Linked DNA regions of Mus musculus: all the other regions are linked to region 1. A link is a loop called in an ENCODE intact Hi-C map of the cell type or tissue named here. Cell type or tissue: left cerebral cortex. All regions are shown on one strand. Links, peaks and the distances in the headings refer to the core of each region. The heading gives the core; the rest is flanking DNA.

The links. Peaks named below come from ENCODE experiments on the same cell type or tissue, not always from the same donor. Only the 100,000 strongest peaks of a DNase experiment are listed, where the experiment ranks them.
Region 2: a loop joins it to region 1, with 7 times the contacts of the local background. A loop is called at or near these places in 21 of 42 quality-filtered maps.
Region 3: it touches region 1 in a loop (4-fold over the local background); 29 of 42 quality-filtered maps call a loop at or near these places.
Region 4: a loop joins it to region 1, with 4 times the contacts of the local background. A loop is called at or near these places in 10 of 42 quality-filtered maps.

Annotation. Positions count from the first base shown.
Region 1 is chr14:51,900,189-51,904,933 of GRCm38, forward strand. No RefSeq gene overlaps it. Among named protein-coding and RNA genes, the nearest start is that of Slc39a2, 9.0 kb to the left of the region's middle. In left cerebral cortex, for the core only: a CTCF peak has its summit at 2,812 (motif pointing right); a DNase peak (open chromatin) is centred at 2,822.
Region 2 is chr14:52,020,713-52,025,457 of GRCm38, forward strand. It overlaps Zfp219 (zinc finger protein 219), which reads right to left and starts at 21. Exons shown (of 5, transcript NM_027248.2): 1 at 1-21. In left cerebral cortex, for the core only: a CTCF peak has its summit at 2,413 (motif pointing left); DNase peaks (open chromatin) are centred at 690, 990, 2,135, 2,439 and 1 more place; H3K4me3 peaks cover 903 bases; H3K27ac peaks cover 909 bases.
Region 3 is chr14:52,006,719-52,011,463 of GRCm38, forward strand. Zfp219 (zinc finger protein 219) reads right to left here. Exons shown (of 5, transcript NM_027248.2): 2 at 3,252-3,340; 3 at 1,510-2,944; 4 at 646-777; 5 at 1-429. The coding sequence starts at 3,257. Among named protein-coding and RNA genes, the nearest start is that of Tmem253, 7.8 kb to the right of the region's middle. In left cerebral cortex, for the core only: a CTCF peak has its summit at 2,302 (motif pointing right); DNase peaks (open chromatin) are centred at 2,330, 3,870 and 4,183; H3K4me3 peaks cover 376 bases; H3K27ac peaks cover 1,367 bases.
Region 4 is chr14:51,981,242-51,985,986 of GRCm38, forward strand. It overlaps Arhgef40 (Rho guanine nucleotide exchange factor (GEF) 40), which reads left to right and starts at 3,592. Exons shown (of 24, transcript NM_198249.4): 1 at 3,592-3,750. The coding sequence starts at 3,748. In left cerebral cortex, for the core only: CTCF peaks have their summits at 2,183 (motif pointing right) and 4,448; DNase peaks (open chromatin) are centred at 3,542 and 4,471; H3K4me3 peaks cover 1,691 bases; H3K27ac peaks cover 1,374 bases.

The DNA of each region.
Region 1 (4,745 bases), core at 537-4,536:
GCAGAGGCAGGCAGATTTCTGAGTTCGAGGCCAGCCTGGTCGACAAAGTGAGTTCCAGGACAGCCAGGGCTATACAGAGAAACCCTGTCTTGAAGAAAAGAAGAAGAAGAAGAAGAAGAAGAAGAAGAAGAAGAAGAAGAAGAAGAAGAAGAAGAAGAAGAAGAAGAAGAAGAAGAAGAAGGAGAAGGAGAAGGAGAAGGAGAAGGAGAAGGAGAAGGAGAAGGAGAAGGAGAAGGAGAAGGAGAAGGAGAAGGAGAAGGAGAAGGAGAAGGAAGAAGAAGAAGGAAGAAGAAGAAGAAGAAGAAGAAGAAGAAGAAGAAGAAGAAGAAGAAGAAGAAGAAGAAGAAGAAGAAGAAGAAGAAGAAGAAGAAGAAGAAGAAGAAGAAGAAATAAGAATTAGGCTTCCAACCAACCTTCAAGAAGCCAGCTTCTTATTTCAGCTACCAATAAGCTGTTGTCTTGCCACACCCACTCCAGTAGTGACTCTCGTGACAGGCCTAAAATCCTGGAGGCAGTCCTGAGGTGAAAAGTTCACGGAAACTTAGTCTCCTTGAACCGTGGCATCCTGTAAAACGAATGCCCCAAATCTGTCCTTGCTTTAGTCGGTGAACGAATCTGTGGGCTTTCCCTCAATATTGTTTTATTATAAGAGCCTCTAAGAATTGATTTTGACATATAGCTAAGTTAGAATAGCCTCCACCAGTGTTCCAATGTCCTAGGCAGTGTTTGAGCCAACCCTGGGCTTGGAATTCAGTGAGAATCTTATCTATTCAGTAACATTTAGAATTACCTCTAGTATTGTAAGAGACAGTGAAAGTAATCAGGCATTACAGTTCACTAGAATAGAGCTAGTAATCTCAGAGCTAATCTACATAGTATACTTAAAACAGTAGCAGAGTCACTCCCATACACAGGAATTTCCTAGAGCGCAGGGGGAAGGTGGACTATACAATAGACTACAATTGGAACTATGGCAAGGGCATGAAGCCCTTGCCCCTGGCTTCTAAGTTAAAGCTGACCTTAGGTGGGGCTGGTTTTTGTTTGTTTGTTTGTTTTGTTTTGTTTTGTTGGTTTTTTTGAGACAGGGTTTCTCTGTATAGCCCTGGCTGTCCTGGAGCTCACTTTGTAGACCAGGCTGGCCTCGAACTCAGAAATCTGCCTGCCTCTGCCTCCCTTGTGCTAGGATTAAAGGCGTGCGCCACCACACCCGGCAGTGGGGCTGTTTTTGATCCCAGTTGCTAACACTGATTTTATCCCAGTTGGTTCCTGTTAGCTTTTAGTACGCATTCCTCTGTTTTGTTGTAAAAGTAATTTTGCATCAGATAACTTCAATGTAACTTGGATGACCTTAATCTATCACTTAACTTCTTTGTTTTCTGTAATGTGTAAGACTGATGCTCACTTGACAAATTACATTCAGATACAACACCCCCTTGTGTTCCTGTCTGTTTGTCACTTTTTCACCGATTCCCTGTCCACCTGTACCAGGACCCTGATTTCTCCTGCGGATTGAGGGGGGCCAACTGAGGCCAGTCCACAGCATTGTCTGAAGTAACCCTTCTGGACCTTTCCTGCCTCTGCTTTAAGGCCGAGGGACTGATGTGGTGTGGTTTGGTTTCTACGTTGCAGTCGCAGGAAAACAGTTTGTGAGGAATGCAAGAGAAACTAGAGTTCAGAGACTTTACTGGAGCAGAAAGAACAGGTCTTCAGGCAAAGATCAACATTTGACGGCTCCTTGCTTAGTGTGAGTGAGGAACTGGGTTTGATCCCCAGGACCAAAGAGAGAGTTGAGTGAAAGCCTCAGACTCACTCTGCTGGGGTAACCTGTGCCTCTCGGTCCTTCCCTGAAGAAGCTGTGGAGTGTAAAGAACAATGCCAGAGCTTACAGAGCTGGGGTGGGAGCACAGACACCCTCGGCAACCTGAGGAGATGCCCATTGCACTAGCAAAGAGGAAGCAAAAATAGATTATGCCTCAAATGCAATCTCTGGGGATGCTTACAAATTCCCAGCCTATATAAAAGATGGTTTGGGGTTTTGTTTGGTTTGGGTTGGGTTTTTTTGTTTGTTTTGTTTTGTTTTGTTTTGTTTTGGTGATTTTTTGTTTCTTTGGTTGGTTGGTTTTGGTTTTGTTTTTTTGTTTGTTTTTAGTTTTGGTTTCTGGTTTTGTGTTCGTAGTGACTCTACCTGGTCCTATCAGAGTATACCCTATATTTTCTATGAATTCACCATCATGAGGGAGAGTTAAATTGCTCCGGGCACCATATATCCTTGCTGAACCCTGAGTCTCAGGTCGGAATCCATCCCTCTTTTCAGGTTACTCCTGACTTACCTTTCAATGGTGCTGTTCCCACTCCAACCTTTCTTCTGATCTTGGTTTCACTTCTGCCTACTGTAAGGTCTGTACAATTATATATTGCTTAAAGACAAGGATATGTTCTGAGAAGCATATATTCAGTAATGTTTTTGTCGTTGAGAAAACACTGGAGAATGTGCTACACAACCCAAGAAGCCATTGGCGTCTGTAAGAGAATACTGTGGGTCTATTGTCACATAAGTGGTGAGATATATGTAGGGCTGGCCAAAATGTCATTATGAAACTCATAAGAGCTTCAAACTGACTGTAAGGTCCTTTTTCACTCTGTTCTGATTTCTCATTCTCTTGAGCTGTTTCTTACCTCACCTGCCCCTAATGTCTGGAAGACACTCAAATTCCTTAGGAAAAAAACAAGATTCAAAGCAGGTCTTGGTTTCAGGGCTGCCTTATGTTCATGAACAATAGGGCTGTAAGACTGGGGGCTGGCCACAGGGCGGCGCTGTGACTCCACAGGTGAACTAGACTATGTAGGTCCAAAAACTAGGGTCAACCAGAGACACCAAATGTCCTCCCCCAAGTTCCTGCAAAACACCTCTTCACCTGCCTTAGATTCTGGAGCAGAAACACCTATAGTTGTATGCACATACATGTACACTTAAATGAAATGTGAAAATCACTCTGCTAACAGTACTACTTTCGTAGGCAGATACCAAGCAAAGATTCCTCTTCCCTTCCATAATACACAACAGCAGCTCTACCAGTAAAGGCTGGTTGAGGTCTTAGGGCTTCACTTTTTCCTTACGTTGGGCTAAATGACCCCAGTGATTACATGCTTTGCATTCTTTCCCTGTGGCATTTCAGCAATCTTTTTTGTCTGACCCAACACCCATCCAGCAGCTAACTCTAACCCACTAACGCCCTCTTCTGACACTGGCCTACAACATGGAAATAGGCTTAGGGGTAAGGCTGCAGCTCAGTAGTAGAGCACTGGCCTAGCACGCACAAGGTCCTGGGTCCAATCCCCAGCACAAGAAAGAAAAGCCTCAGCAACAAGGACACAGTGGCTCACTACCGTGTTGGAATGTGAGCACTTGATGTCAAGGGGCCCAGTTTCCCACTCACTGCCATTGAAGAAATGCGACAGTTGGGATTTCCATAAAGCAAGCTTTAATGATCGCAAACAATATTCTATCTACATAATTCATAAAGTGCTTTCTCCTTCATATTTGTGTGTGTGTGTGTGTGTGTGCGCGCGCGCATGCGCATGTTCACAGTGTACTCCTGAGTGTTTATGTCTGTACACCTACGTGTGAAGGCAGAGGTGGACTTTGGGTTGATTCCTCCATCACTCTACGCCTAATTTTTTGAGACTGGGTGTCATCCAGCCCAACCCTCTAAATCAAACAGCCACCGTTGTCACTCCTGCTTGTAAAAGATCAGCACGCCTGGGCGTGTTGGCACGTAGGCAGGAAGCAGGGTCACAGGACCCTCACCTGAGAACTCAGCCCTTTGTGCCAAATTCCATGAGGCCTGGGAGTCCTGGGGAGGGAGCAGTCTACAGTCTACAGCCCAGGGAACACTAGACGAGAGCTCCACCTGAGCCGCAAACGGGGAGTCACCACCTAGGCTGGGTACAGACCTTCCAGGGTACCTGCCTTAAAGTTACCCATAATCTCTATGAAAGCTTAGTGAACTCGGTGGCCCCCCAGGGTGAACTCTGATAGAGCTGAGCTTTGCTTTGTTATTGGGGCGTCATGAGGAGACATACAGTGCTTAGCCCCACACCCTCAGGAAGAATGTTCTCTCAATACTAGGTCCCAACTGAAAATGGTGTCCACTGATGGGCTAGGCTAGCCCACTAGTGAGCCCCTGGGGTCCTCCTGTCTCTGCCTCCCAGCCATGGGATTATACGTGCACAGTCAAACCCAGATTTTTTTTTTTCAGTGTATGCTAGGGATCAGAACACAGGTCGTCATGGTGGCACAAGGACTGTACATGCTGAGCCATCTCCCCAGCCCCCTCCTTTTGCCTCGAGAGTCCAAGAAGGAACCTGCGACAGCTACAAGACATCTGAATCCCCATGGTTGTTACTCATAATTGCTTAACGGCCTCTTACAGAACCATCATTTTGCTCCCAGATCCCCTGGAATCCATCAGTGAGTAAAATCCTAAAAAGAAGTCCCTTTGACTGTGACCTTCTTGAATCACAAATAGGATGAACTTATAAGCAGCAGTGCCCTGTGGTACGTAGCACTCTGTGTCCGAGTTTACTCTCTTGCTGAATGATCCATCTAAAATGTACTCTAGGTAACGCAAAGGTGACATGGAGGCTCACAACCATCCTTAAAGAGATCTGATGCCCTCTTCTGGCAGGTATGAAGACAGTTACAATGTACTTACATATAATAAATAAATATATTGTAGCCGTCT
Region 2 (4,745 bases), core at 332-4,331, 120 kb after region 1:
TTTGTGACACCTTGGGAGTGGTAATAGTCGCCCTATGACAAAGTTACGTGTGAGTATTAGTGGGTGGAGACAGATCTGGGATCAGGCTCTGGAATGGAGAGAACGCAATCCGGGCCTCCTCCATGTTTTCTCTTCCCCCAATCAAACTGCAGGGATAGTGAAGGGCTCTGAGAAAAGAATATTTTTCTTCAAAGTCAGGACGTAGTGGCCAAAGAAACTATAAAGAGAAAACAGCAATTAGCTGTCTTCCAGCTTTTACCGCGGTAATCGGAAACCTGGATATTGCATTCTGCATCTTAAGAGAAACTCAAGGACCGTATAAATGGGTCTCTTAACAATGCTGAACACTCAGGGCCAAAACCTCTGGTTTTATTTCTCATTACTTTGTGTCCAGAATAACCGACAAGGGCCTTTGTTCATTGTAAATTATTAAGATCCTAAGATGCTGGAGGCTCAATTTTTTTTCCTTTTCTTTTCTTTCCTTTTCTTTTCTTTTCTTTTCTTTTCTTTTCTTTTCTTTTCTTTTCTAAAAGGCAGGGTCTCACATGTATCTTTGCCTGCCTGGAACTTGCCATGTAGACCTTGATCCACATGCCTGTAAGTGCTGGAGTTAAAGGCACGTGCCACTCACCATGCTTGACTGAGCCTTACTGTATGAAGACCCTACTGTGTCACCATAAGTTTGCCTCCCCCACTACATCGTGAACTAAGTGTGAAGAATTGTTTATGAATTCTGCAGTGCTGCTCGCCAAATGGATACATGTTAACTTCCATCACAATTGGTTGGCCAAATTAAGTCGTAAAGCCTCACTCAGTTTCCTGGGGAAGATACTATAGAATATGAGGGGGAGCAAACAATTTAAGGAAAAGGTTGGAAATTTGTGGTGAAGCTTGAATGGCTCCGCAGTTGGGATTTGTCTACTAGCAACCATGCCTATTTCTCCTTGTTTAGTTCAGTGAGCTTCCGTGTGAAATTCTTAGTGGGAGAAAAACAAGACCAGGCGTCAGGAGACCTAGATTCTGGCTCTGTTGCTTGAGCGCATAAGATCTGTCTGAACTACACTTCATTTGCATGGCCATTACACCATGCTTCTTCTGCTTATCTTACTGAATCATATGGCGAAAATAGAGTCATGCACAAGACCTCTAAAATGATGAGGCCCTTGAGAGGTGGAAAATAAATTGTCTAAGAAGGCAGATAATGGTGTAAGTGAGTGAACTAGATTGCCTGTGAAGTGAGAACTGCTGGGAACTCAGCAGTACACACTGCTAAATGGATGTCTGTCCTCAACTCCACCAGCTACTGCCGTGGGCAGCTCTGGCTCCGGTAGTGCCATGGTTTCCGGATTTGAATAGAAGTCAGAAATTTAGAACACTCTTATTTTAAGTATTAATAATAAAAAAAATGTTTTTTTTAATTCAAGGGTCAGATTCAGCCTATAGTTCAGTAGACTGAAGTGTCAAGTTCTGCATTATGCAAATAGATGGCAAAAATTTGGGTTGAATCCTGGCTCTCAGAAGGCAGAGGCAGGAGGATCACTCTGAGTTCAAGGCCAGCCTGGTCTACAGAGCTAACTCTAGGACCTCTGGGGCTACACAGGAAAACTCAATTGTTTTGAAAAACCAGAAAACAACTAGAAGAATTGGGGGGTTGGGATGTACAGTGCGGTTTCTGTAGCTCTGGTGAAACACACCTGTGTTGGAGGGGTTAAACATGAAACTACCCCTCTAGACATTGCTTTCCAGGAAAAGGTCAGTTTGCCTGCGGGGGGGTGGGGGTGGGGGGGGATATTTTGCAATACTGGAAGAGAGTTTTGATGGTCAGCTGGGAGTGGGGTTGGTAAGGGAATGTGGAAAGGCAGGTACATTAGCATATAAATCAGGAGATTGCTTCAGGCTCCTCCTCTGTCTGTTACCTTTTGCATGCTACAAGCCAAAAGGGAGTCTTCTCTGTTTCTCATGACTACCCTCGCCACCCTGACTGGGCCAGAGTCCCTGGCTACTCTAGAATTCTGCATGGCTACCATGCTCCTAGTGACCACGCCATCTGACCCATTCTGCACCGATCTGGCAGCCTCTATGGAGGTCACCCATTTTATTTCAATTAGAACTTAACAAAAAGAGATTGTGACAAGGCTCCTGCTGACGTCACTTTTTAAAGGTCACGACCCCTTCTATTCTCTTAGAAGAGACAGTTCAAGTTGGACGACTTCCTTTGCAACTTAAGCCTGTGAGAGTTGGGGCGGGGAAACCCCATTCTGATGAATATTACTCTCGTTTCTTTGAAATTCAGTCATTTATTCTGACTTTGACTACAACTGACGATATCTCCCAAGTGAGTTCTCTTCCGTTTCTCGACCTGCTTTTTTGGCTCGGGGGTTTAAGTTTCAGGCTGAGTCCTCTGCTGCCACCTCGTGGCCTCTTGTCCGGGTTGAGGTATCACAAAAGTCTTCCTTCTAGAAATGGCACTAGAAAGTAGCTTGGTTAGAGCAAAGAATCTCCTCTCCACTTTGTGAAGTCTCACCAGACTTCCCCAACCCCGCCCCCCATCGCATGCGTCATTGAACATCCGGGAAACCTGACCTGGACGGAGGGCGGTACAGGAGGCATCAGACTCCACTAGGCCTCCAGTCTGTTATACATTCCTGGCCTGGAGCCCAGCAACAACGGGAGGTGGACCTGCCTGCTTGGCCTAGTTAATTCGCCTAGAAGTACGATTCTCCTCATCTTAGTGAGAGATAATCCGTGTGGTGTCTGGACGCCATGGGCCTGCCGTGTAGTGTCTGGTGCCATTTTCTTGTCTAAGGCCTGCTTACTGTTGCTCTATACCATGACCTCTATCTGGACTGGCCCAACTACTGCAGATTCCATATCCAGTTGATGCACTGAGCAGGATGGCAGTGGTGTGGTCCGTAGTGCCAGTTAATACAAAGGGGTCTGCAAACGCGTGATTAAGGTCTCCAAGGACTAGGAGACTGCCCTAAACTGGACTGCAGGGTGATTGTTTCTGAAGGTGGGAAAGCATTTTTGGTTGGTGCTATTTTTCGTTATCACAATATTCGTATAACATCTGTAGTTTAAAAAGCCAGTGGCTGGCCCAAAACTTAATCTGAAGACCAGGTTATCCTCAAGTTTACAGTGATCATCCCGTCTCTGTCTCCTGAGTGCTGGAATTACAAGTGTGCATCATCACATGTAGTGAGTTGTTTTTTTCAAGATGTGGTCCTACTGTGTAATACTGGCTGACCTAGAAGTCTGTATATAGGTCAAGCTGGCCTCAAACTCACAGAAATCCACCTGTCTGTCTCAGATCTTCTGTAAGAACAGCAAGTACTTTTAACCTCTCCAGCCTCTTGTAGTATATACATATATAATACATATGTACATCAATACATGTATATTATAGGTGATATTTTTTTTCATTTTAAAATTTATTTTATGTGACTGTTTTGCCTGTGAGTATGTATGTGTGCCTGGTGCCTGAGGTCAGAAGAATCCTTCAGATCCCTTGGAACTGGAATTATGGATGTTTGTGAACTGCTATGTGGATGATTGTGGGAATAGAACTGAAGCCAGCTCCTCTGAGAGAGCAACAACTGCTCTTAGCTGCTGAGTCATCTCTCCAGTTCGATAATTTTTAGTTGATACACCCATGCTCTCTAATCTGAATGACTGAGCCCAGGCAAGACTATAATGTAAGATGACTGGTATTCCAAAAACAGAGTTTCTTCTCATTCGTTAGGGTTTCATTGCTGTGAAGAAACATCATAACCAAGACAACTTTTATAAAAGAAAACATGTAATTGGGGCTGGTTTGTGGATGCAGAGGTTTAATCCATTATCATCATGGTGGGAAGCATGGCAGCATCCAGATAAACATGGTACTGGAGAAAGAGCTGAGAGTTCTACATCTGGATCTGAAGGCAGCAGAAGGAGACTAGATTTTTGTATTTCACACTGGGCATAGCTTGAGCATTTAAGACCACAAAGCCCCACATCCACAGTGACAAACTTCCTCTAACAAGGTTACACCTCCTCCAATAAGGGAGCACCTCCAAATAGTGCCACTTCCTATGCCTGAGCCTTCACACACATGTATCTATGGGTGCCAGACCTATTCAACCGACCACACTCATTTTGACATTTTTGGTATTTGGATCATACCAGTTTTTGTTGTGGAAGACTGCTCTGTCCTGCCCTTCATTACTGACCAATATCTACTTGACCTCCCTACTACTATGACAACCAGATATGTTTTCCAAACTTTGCTGGCTAGCCCCCAAAGGATCAAAATCACTCCTCCCTGCCTTGAAATGCAATGCCCTAGATGGACATAAGGAAGATGTGAACATTGTCAAGATTCTTGTATTTAAGAGACCAACAGGAGACCTAGGACAGCAAAGGCTCGTCCAAATGTCTGCACTTCTCCCCTTGCGTTGTTGCTGTCTCTCCTTTGCCTCTTCCAAGGCTTTTTTTTTTAATTACTATTTAAATTTTTTACTTATTTTTATGTGTATGAACGTTTTGTGTGCATGCTTGAAAGTACACCTCATGACTGAAATGCGCATAGAGGGCAGGAAAGAGAATGGGGTTCCCTGGGACTGGAGTTACAGACAGTACAGAGCTACCATTCGGGTGCTGGGAATTGAACCTGGGTCCTCTAGAAGAGCAGCTAGTGAAAAACCACTCTCCAGCTCTCCTGCCCCCTCCTGCCGCTCTTTAAGATTTATATGTGTGGGTGGGTT
Region 3 (4,745 bases), core at 528-4,527, 110 kb after region 1:
GCAAGGCCATGAGCTCAGGAGCTCCAGTGGCAAAGGGGCAGAAGAGGCAGCGGTGAAGGGCACCCCCTGCCCCGGCCTCACCTCCCGGGCCCGCCCGTAGGGACAGGTCCAGGGGTTCGGCTTCACCACCTCGCCCGTTTCGCAGGGTCCTCCCAGGGCTAGCAGGCTTCCTACGGGACCCTGGTCCGGTGCTGCTCGAAGGAGGCCGGGTACTTGCAGTGCCCTCTACCCAGGTGGCTGAGGCCTGAGTTGGCTTGGCTCCTGACTGCGGCTGCAGTGAGCCCCGCTGGGAAGGTGGCGGGGGTTCTGGGGGAGGCCCAGGACCCGCACTGCTCCTCTGCTCTCGGTGGTGACGCTGAAGGTGATACTTGAGCGAGCCCGACTGGGTACCTGCATAGTCGCAGTGTGGACACTTGTAGGGACGCTCACCTGGGAAGAGTAGGTCACGGGATCACTACCACTCGCACACCCACATGTATTTTGCTCAATTTACAAACTTCATCCCAAGGAGCAAACGCTGACTCCCCGCGAGGTGATTTAGATGATCTTTCCAACCTGAAGGGTGGCCAGCAGAACCTCCAGCCTTCTGGCTGCTCTTACCTTTCTTCCTCCTAGACCCTCCCCTATGCAGAAAGCCTCCCTCACCTGTGTGCACACGGAGATGCACTTTTAAGTGATGCGCCGAGCGGAAAGATTTTCCACAGAAGGGGCAGTCCTTGCCAGTGGCCCCACGGCCCGCTTCAGATCGTGTCCCTCCAACCAGCAGCCCGTTTTCTTCTGCAACACGTTAAAAGGAAGATATAGGGTCTCGCTGCCTTGTCCCAATCAGGTACCCATTATACCCACCATCCCTTTGGGCTCAAAAGGAAAGAGGTTTGGGGGAACATAGATTTGTTAAAGAGTTAATACCCTTAGGAAACCACAAAACTTCCAGTAAGAAAAAGGGAGCCGGGCGTGGTGGCGCACACCTTTAATCACAGCACTTGGGAGGCAGAGGCAGGTGAATTTCTGAGTTCAAGGCCAGCCTGGTCTACAGAGTGAGTTCCAGGACAGCCAGGGCTACACAGAGAAACCCTGTCTCAAAAAAAAAAAAAAAAAAGAAAGAAAGAAAGAAAGAAAGAAAGAAAGAAAGAAAGAAAGAAAGAAAGAAAGAAAGAAAGAAAGAAAGAAAGAAAGAAAAAGGGAGTACGGGGACAGAAGCCCAGGAGAAAGAAAGAAAGAAAGAAAGAAAGAAAGAAAGAAAGAAAGAAAGAAAGAAAGAAAGAAAGAAAGAAAGAAAGGAAGGAAGGAAGGAAGGAAGGAAGGAAGGAAGGAAGAAAGAAAGAAAGAAAGAAAGAAAGAAAGAAAGAAAGAAAGAAAGAAAGAAAGAAAGAAAGAAAGAAAGAAAGAAAGAGGGAGTACGGGGACAGAAGCCCAGGAGAAATCGAAGCAAGTCTTCTGAAAAGGCGTGTGGGACAAAGTTTCGAGGACCAAATGCCACAACCCCCCAAGAAAATAGTGTGTACATACCTTGGGTGGCCGTGGATCTCGCCTGGGTCCCCGCGGCAGGTGCAGGCTGTCCTGACCCCTCACCTGGGTTGGGGTGCAGGGAAGTCAGAGAGCCCAGCGACCTGCCTCGGGCCCAGCTCTCCTCTTCAGCCTCCACCACTTCTTCTTCCTCTTCTGGTTCCTCTGTACGGTGTCGCCGAGCCCGGTTGGGAAGAGCTGAAGGCAGTGGGCGGAACCCTCCATAGCTTCGGCCACCTCCAGGGTCAGCACCCTCACCATTGGGTCGTACTTCCCCAGCTCGTACACTCAGGTAGCCTAAGAGGCTTGGGGGCTCTCGGCGCTCAGCCGGAGCGGGTGCTGGGGCCAGGAGGAGTGCAGGGCCCAGTGGCTCATATGCCAGTAGGCTCAGGTCGGGAGGCTGAGGGGCCCTGGCAGGTGCAGAGCCAGGGCCTGGAGCACGCAAAGGACCCAGCTTGCTGGTGTGCACCTTCATGTGGTTCTTAAGGAACCAGGGCTCCTTGAAGCAGCGACCACATACGGGGCACGCATGATCAAAGGAGGCCTTGTGCTTGCGCATGTGACCCTTGAGAAACCAGGACTGTGTAAAGCTCTGGCCGCACACCTGGCAACGGAATTCAGGTGGCGCAGGGGGCTCCTCCGGAGGTGCAGGAGTTGGGGCAGGGTTTGCCTCCCGGTCAGGCTCTGGCCTAGGTTCAGGCTCAGGCTCAGGCTCAAGGGCAGATCTGGGTTCTTGCTGGGGTGGAGGCGGGGGTTCAGGCGTAGATGTAGCCGCCAGGGGGCGCTCGGAAGCCCCGTGGGCCGTCAGACTGTGGTGCAGCAACTCCTCCTCCTGGCTGGAGCCAAAACTGCACAAGCTGCACTTCCAGGGCCTGTGCAGGATATGCAGGTGGCGTTCCCGCTCCGCTGAGGTGCGAAACTTGCCTTTGCAGAAAGGGCAACGGAAGGCAGATGAGGAAGGGACCTGAGGGCGAGCCAGGCCCTCTGCGGCAGGGCTGGACTGCATGCCGCCTGAGCTTCTGGCTCTCCCGAGTCGGGCTTCGCGAAGCAGGGCGCGTTCCTCCAACTCCAGCAACAGCCGTGCAGCAGGGCTGCGTGGACGCTCCGGCTGGTGCGTTCGGAGGTGTGAGCGCAGCAGAGCCCGCTGCGCTGCGCGGTGGCCGCAATGTGGGCACTGGAAGGCTTGGGCGCCCGGGTGGGCTCTCAGGTGCAAAGCCAAGATGGAATTGAATCGGAAGCGCTTTCCGCACACAGGACAAGGGAAGCGCCGTTCGCCTGCACGAGTCTCAGACCAACCCACTGCTCCCATCCCAGGCGAGCCGGGTCCTGGAGTCCCACTGACACCTGGTCCGTTGGAGTAGCGCTGCAGATCCAGCTCGCCGTCGAAGGCTGGTGGGGAAGGCTCTAGGTGGCCGACCAGGATGCGGGGACGTGAGCCCTGTGGGGAAAGATGCACGTAGAGGACAGGGTGGAAAAGACCACCCTGTAGAATGTAGAAAAATGCAAAGGCACGAAGAACAGTAAGAAGAGTGTGTATGGAGGTTGGGAGATTGGGACCTAACCTAGGTACCTTGATACCTCTCACCTCCAGAAACTGTGGGATGAGTGGAAGTTGGACACCGGGGCCAAGTTAATAACGTATGCTACTATAATACGAAGTTTAAAAAACAAAGAAACAAAAAAGGAGGCAGGAGAGGGTGTCCCGCTGAAGGCACTTTGCAGGTCAAGGACAGAACTTCACTCACCTCCATGGACCCCCTTCACATTCTTTGGTTCTGAGGATTGGAAGGAGGAAGAAGAAAAGCTGCTAATGAAGGCAACAGGTGCGGAGGTGCTAAAACAAGACAGAGCGATTGGAGGAAAGATGAGCCCTGGCTTTTGGCAGTAGAGTCACCCCACTTAGCAGCCTGTATCCTTGAAACCCATCCCTTCTTCCTATTGTGATCTTGGGGTATTCCAGCCTTCTTATTTGCTGTCCTCAAAACTTGCATCCCTTCATCTGCCAACTTGTATGATAAATACAGACTTCCTCCCCCAAATGATGTTTTAAACACCTAGTCCAGAACCGCCGCCGCCACCACACACACACACACACACACACACACACACACACAATGTGGGAGGCCATCATAGTATACCCCTCTTCCACTCGCGTTGGGCTGTGCCCCTGGATAAACAAATGTGGAGGGCTAGCCATACTCCTGTTATCCAAATGGTACTAGCTCCTCTCAGACCAGGGCCAGCCAGCCAGAAGCCCTCCAGGTTCCTCCTCCTAGCTTCTGCCGGCACCCAGTCTTCTGGTCTTCCTCCTCCCCCTCCCCCTTCCTGGATTCCTGATCCATTCATTTCCATTCATTACAGAGACTCATTCATGCATGGGAGAGAAACACCTCCCAGCAGCAGAGTCTGGAGACAGAGGGGGAGGGGCGTGAAGGGAGAGCCAGCTACAGAGGGAATGAAGAGAGTTGGGGGGAGGCCTGGAAGTTAAGGGGCACTACCAGTCTAGGGAAGGGGTTAAAAACTGCAAATCCCATTTAGGTTTCACCCCGTTTCAAACCTTGGAGCCTGTGGTTTGACGGGGCATCTCAGCCCCTTTGTCCAGAGCTGCTCCGAAGCGGGCTTTCCTCCTCTCTGCAGGGGAGAGGCTTCCTCACACAAGAGGAGGATTACACTGGCTCTGAGCTCAAGAGGCTGGAGTGAGGGATGGGGGGCGGGGCCTTGCCATCTGCACAGATAGGGGATCCACACAAGCTCGGAGCAGGAAGGGGTTAAAATTCTCCATCTAAAATTCCCTACCCGTGACAAGTGTAGCACAGGGCTGGGAAGGACAGAGTTGAGGAAGAGGAAGGCAATGGGAGGTTTCCCTGCTATTTAACTGCTGACAAGGTCATGGAATTTAGGCTTCAGTGGATGACCAGAAGTCATCTAATCTACCTTCCTCCTTCCATAGAGAATTGTATCTTGCTCAGGCTAGATGAACTTGGGCCTAGCTTCTTTTTTTAAACCTCAAACATAATAAATACTCAATAAAAAACTTCCTTACAATGAGACTCATGAAACTGAAATGGGTTACTAAGAAAAATTAAGAGGACCCAAGCATTACTTTACTTACAGATTTGAAGAGTACTGGGCCAGGAGTCAGCCCTACCTATCAGCAAAGAAAACACTGGGGGTCCAAAGCTTTTTTAATTTTCAACATTTAGTGGAGGGGGGCAAGGCTTTATGAAGGGGCAAACCCT
Region 4 (4,745 bases), core at 531-4,530, 81 kb after region 1:
TCTATCAAACTGGGGATAAAATTCAGGGCTTTGTGCATGCTAGGCAAGTGTTCTACCACTGAGTTACATTCTTACCCTCCTGATTAGTAGTATTATTTTTTCTTAGCTTTATTTGTGTGTGTGTGTGTGTGTGTGTGTGTGTGTGTGTACTATGCCTATGTCTGGTGCCTGCTGAAGTCAGAAGAGGGTAACATCCCCTAGAACTACAGTTACAGACAGTTGTGAGCCACTGTGTGAATTCTGGGACCATTGAGTCCAGGTCTGAGTGCCCTTAATCCTTGAGCCATCTCTCCAGCCCCACAAGTTATAAGCTTTCGTTTAACTTTATTTACTTGTAGATGAATACATTTAGCCATCTTCAAACACACCAGAATATTGCATTACAGATGGTTGTGAGCCACCATGTGGGAATTGAACTCAGGACCTTCTTCAGACGAGCAATCAATGTACTTAACTGCTGGACCATCTCTCCAGCCCCCGAGTTATAAACTTTTAAAGAAATGTTATCAATCAAAAAGTAACGTAAAACAGAAAAATCACACCAAATAGAGCCAATGCAATATTTATTTATTCTTATCCTAAAACAACTAACTTTTGATACCCAGTTTCCTTGGAAAGTGCTGCTAACAAGAACACATCCCTTCATATCTGATCCTAAAACTCCCCTTTATGGTCCTCCAATTTTCTCTTGACTGAGGTACAGAACTGAAGCAGGACCCTTACCACAGCTCCTCCTCAGGTGGCTAAGGATTGGTGGGCAGCCCAAAGCATCAACCCTCTATGCATGGCTGGTATGTTGCAGCTCATTACCTAGGCAGTACACGTTACACACACAGCTGTTTCTTCTGCCTTCCCCCCACGTTAGGGTAACTCCATGCACAGCTTCTCCATTGCAACCATACAGAACACTTCTTAGGAATTGATTTAACTATTATTCTATACCAAGTCTAGATAGAAGTGGACTTTCTTTCTCCTTTGGTCCACAGAGACACATTTACCACTTTTAGACACTCAGCACTATTACAAAAGCAACATTATATTAATGGGACAGTGAGGTGGTAGAAAAGGTGGTATAATAAAGTTCTTGTATGTACTTTGACAGCTAAACTACTATAACTTACAACTTGGTTAAGAGTGAAAATGTGGAGTCAGACAGCTGGACACAAGCCCTGGCTTTCCCAAGTACTGTACAGTATATATTCAAAGTTACATCATTTCAATAAAATGAAATGTCTTCTTCTATGAAATATGTAGGAATTTTCTAGGTTCGAAAGAACTCGAAATATATAAACCACAGAAGTAGATGCTCACAGTCATCTATAAGATGGAACACAGGGCCCCCAATGGAGGAGCTAGAGAAAGTACCCAAGGAGATGAAGGGGTCTGCAACCCTATAGGTGGAACAACAATATGAACTAACCAGTACCCCCAGAACTCGTGTCTCTAGCTGCATTTGTATCAGAAGATGGCCTAGTCGGCCATCACTGGGAAGAGAGGCCCTTGTTCTTGCAAACTTTATTTGCCCCAGTACAGGGGAACACCCGGGCCAAGAAGCAGGAGTCGGTGGGTAGGGAAGCAGGGCGGAGGGAGGGTATAGGGAACTTTCAGAATAGCATTTGAAATGTAAATAAAGAAAAAATCTAATAAAAATAAATAATAAATAAAAATATATAAACCACATTGAAAAGTATCTGTGATGCAGGAGAGGACCTGTTAGCTTGGTATCTTCTCTATCTCTGCTTTATGCTATCCCTTCACATCACCTACCAAAGAGCACACACCAACTCAGACTGCATTGTATGCACACTGGTAGGTAAGAGTTCCCTACGGAGAAAGGGCTGTTAACCACTGTAAGCACACACCATGTACTGAAACTCATGGTAAGAAGGGATAACTTATATCTCAGAACCTAAATCCAAACTCCTTCACGCCACCAGTTCAAAGCTTTTGAATGGATCTTTTTTCCCATGATATATGTTTATATCTCACTGCCTAGCTATGGGTGTCCCTGGATTCTACCAAATGATTTGAGCATAAGGAATCTTAAGTTCCAATAAGGGAAGGTTCAATCGTTCCAGACCGAGAATGGGTGAACTAGATTTGATGAGTAAGGTTTACAGAAAATCCTCTGAAAAAAAACTTCCCTAGAAGGCCTCTACAACCTGCTGCTGGGCAGTATTTACCAGGCAGACACCAGGGGGTAGTAAAATCTCACTCTCTTGGTCATTAATAACAAGGAGACTGAAGAGTCTACCTTAACTGGAAGGTTGGAGATAGCTCCACAGTTCTTGCCGGTTAATCACAGGGTTTTCCCTGCTTGAGATTCTTTTTTAACCCTATGAACCAGAGGGCTCGTGTCATCCCCATGAATTAAGTTTCTCCCTTCTCCAGACCCACAGGAAAAGGGGCAGAATGTAGCATCCTAAGATGAAAAGAGCCTGTCATGGAGGCCCTTTCTTCTCCTCCTGCTCCAAGCCTCATCGACTGTATCCACTACCACACGTCTTCTAAATAAACTTTACCCTCTAACTGCAATGCCAACACCTTCACGATCTCTCTGGGAAATGAGTACCTTTCAGATCGCCTCCCAAATGTCCACCTTTTGGACCAGTCTGTGACTCAGAGACAGGCAGGGCAACCCCTTGATGTGCTGCGGTTCCTCAAGCCTTTTTGAGAGACCCCACTCGGCCTTCACTTCCATGTAGAAGTGATACTCGAGTTTGTAGGTGAGGCAAAAAAAAAAAAAAATTAAAGGAGCCTAGCCCCTTTTGTCTGAAGTGTAAGATAATAGTCACTGCCAAAAGCCCTAGCATATGGGCCACTATCGCCCTGCAACAAGAAGGAAAGATCTGACATCAGTACTAAAGCGTGGGGTCTAATCCGGGAACTGTTGCTTCCCCTTCTCTAACCGCAGAGCAACAGGGGTCTAAGGTAGAGAAAAAGGCAAAGGCAGCGTGGAGCAACTCCGCAAACGCCCCCAGACCCTACAGAGGGATCCTGATCCCGGGGCCCTGGCCTCTCAGCCGTGACACATATCCCCCCACCCCACATGCCAAGCCTTTACTTCGTAATTCCCCTCATCCCCCGCCCTCCCCAGGCTGCACACAGGAGCCCATTGTAGTCTCATGGAGCCTTGAGACCCAAGAAGGTGGAAGGGGAAGAAGGGCGGGCAAACGCCCAAGGCTTGGGGGAATACCCTAATTTCCCGGCCTTCAGCTCTACCTAAAGGGAACTAAAGGCTGTGGATCGACCTGGGCCCCAGGACCTTGCCAAGCCTTGCCACGGACCGGAGATGTGTCATGGACCCTAGAGATGGAAGAAGGCTTTTGGCCGCCGGGCAACCTGGGACCTAGGCGGGTCCCCTGCAGGGTCCCGAGCTGAGGCTGAACTGATCCCGCAGAGCGAAGAAGACGCGGGAAACCCGGGGCGTCCTCAGCTGGGCGGTTCTCGGAGGGGGCGGGGCGGGCTGGCAGCAGACAGCCAGGGGAGCGGAGGCGAGGCTTGTGGCCAGGGTTGGGGGGGCTTCTCGGCTGGGGTCCCGGGCTGGGCGGGGCGGTGCAGGCGGCCGTCTCGGCCCTCCCTGGCGGGGCCCCCGCGGCCTGGGCTGCCGAACGAGCGGGGAGAGCCGCGGTCGCCGCGCGAGTTGTCCTGCAGCTAGACCCGGCGAGACTGAGCGCCCGGAGGGAGGCGGTGGCTCACCCGCCCCGCCCGCCCGCCGGAGAGTGGGACACCTCCCGACGCCGAGCCATGGTGAGTCCCGCGAAGCACCCCGGTGTCCCCTCGGCCTTCGCGCAGCCCGCTCCGGGCCCCCAGCCCCGTGCCTCTTGTGCCCGCTTAGCGCTCCTTGGCGCTTCGGAGACTCTCCACCCTCCCATCCCCCCTTCTTTTCTTCGATCTGCGGTCCTGCTGCCTGCTCAGTCCCTACCGAGTATTGCCATGACCCTTTCTTTCTTCTGTGCCACCTCCCCATCCTTCGATGGTCTTTGCACACATCCCACCCCCGGTCTTTTTGGTCCTACCCAGTCTTCTTTTGCTGAGTTTTCCCTCCCCCTCCCTATCTCAGTTTTTCACTCCTGGAGACCCTCTGCGAGTTGGTCTGGCGGCAGCCCTTGAAAGGGCACTGTCCTGGGTCATGAGAACTGACCTGCCTGGAACCACCATTTTCCATCCCAGTCCCCAAACCCGGTGAGATGGGCCCACCCATCCGGCCCTGAGGGACTAGCCACAGCTGTGGCTGGGCCAGGGCCAAAGGGCATGTCCAAAGGGAAATTCCCTCACAGAAAGGGGGCTGTTTGGGGGTGGGTAGGGGGTGTTCCGCAGTACCAATGGGCGTGACGTTGCCAGAGCCAAAACCATAGTTTTTGGGACAAAGTTCCCCGAGGTTCATGCAGCTGCAGGGAACTGAGCTGTTCCTGACAGTGCCTGCCTCAGAGCACTGTCGCTGCAGGGAGGGATCTGGATGGAATCCTGTAGAGCAGAGGCTCGGAGAGCAGCAGCTCAGGGTACCAGAAGCCCATGTCAACCAGAGTGAACACTAAGCCCGGAACTTTCCGGCCAGAAGTACTATGAAGTACTACGGGGAGAGCGCCCACTGCCCAGGCGGGTGCAGCCTATAATGCTCATTGCAGAGTGGAGGAGGGGGAGAGGCCCTGCCAGGGCAATGTCTACGGAGAGTCTGGGAAGCATCACCCTGCTCAGAGGGTTGGAGCAAGACAGGAACTAGGCCAGTGAGCGCTGACTCAGTC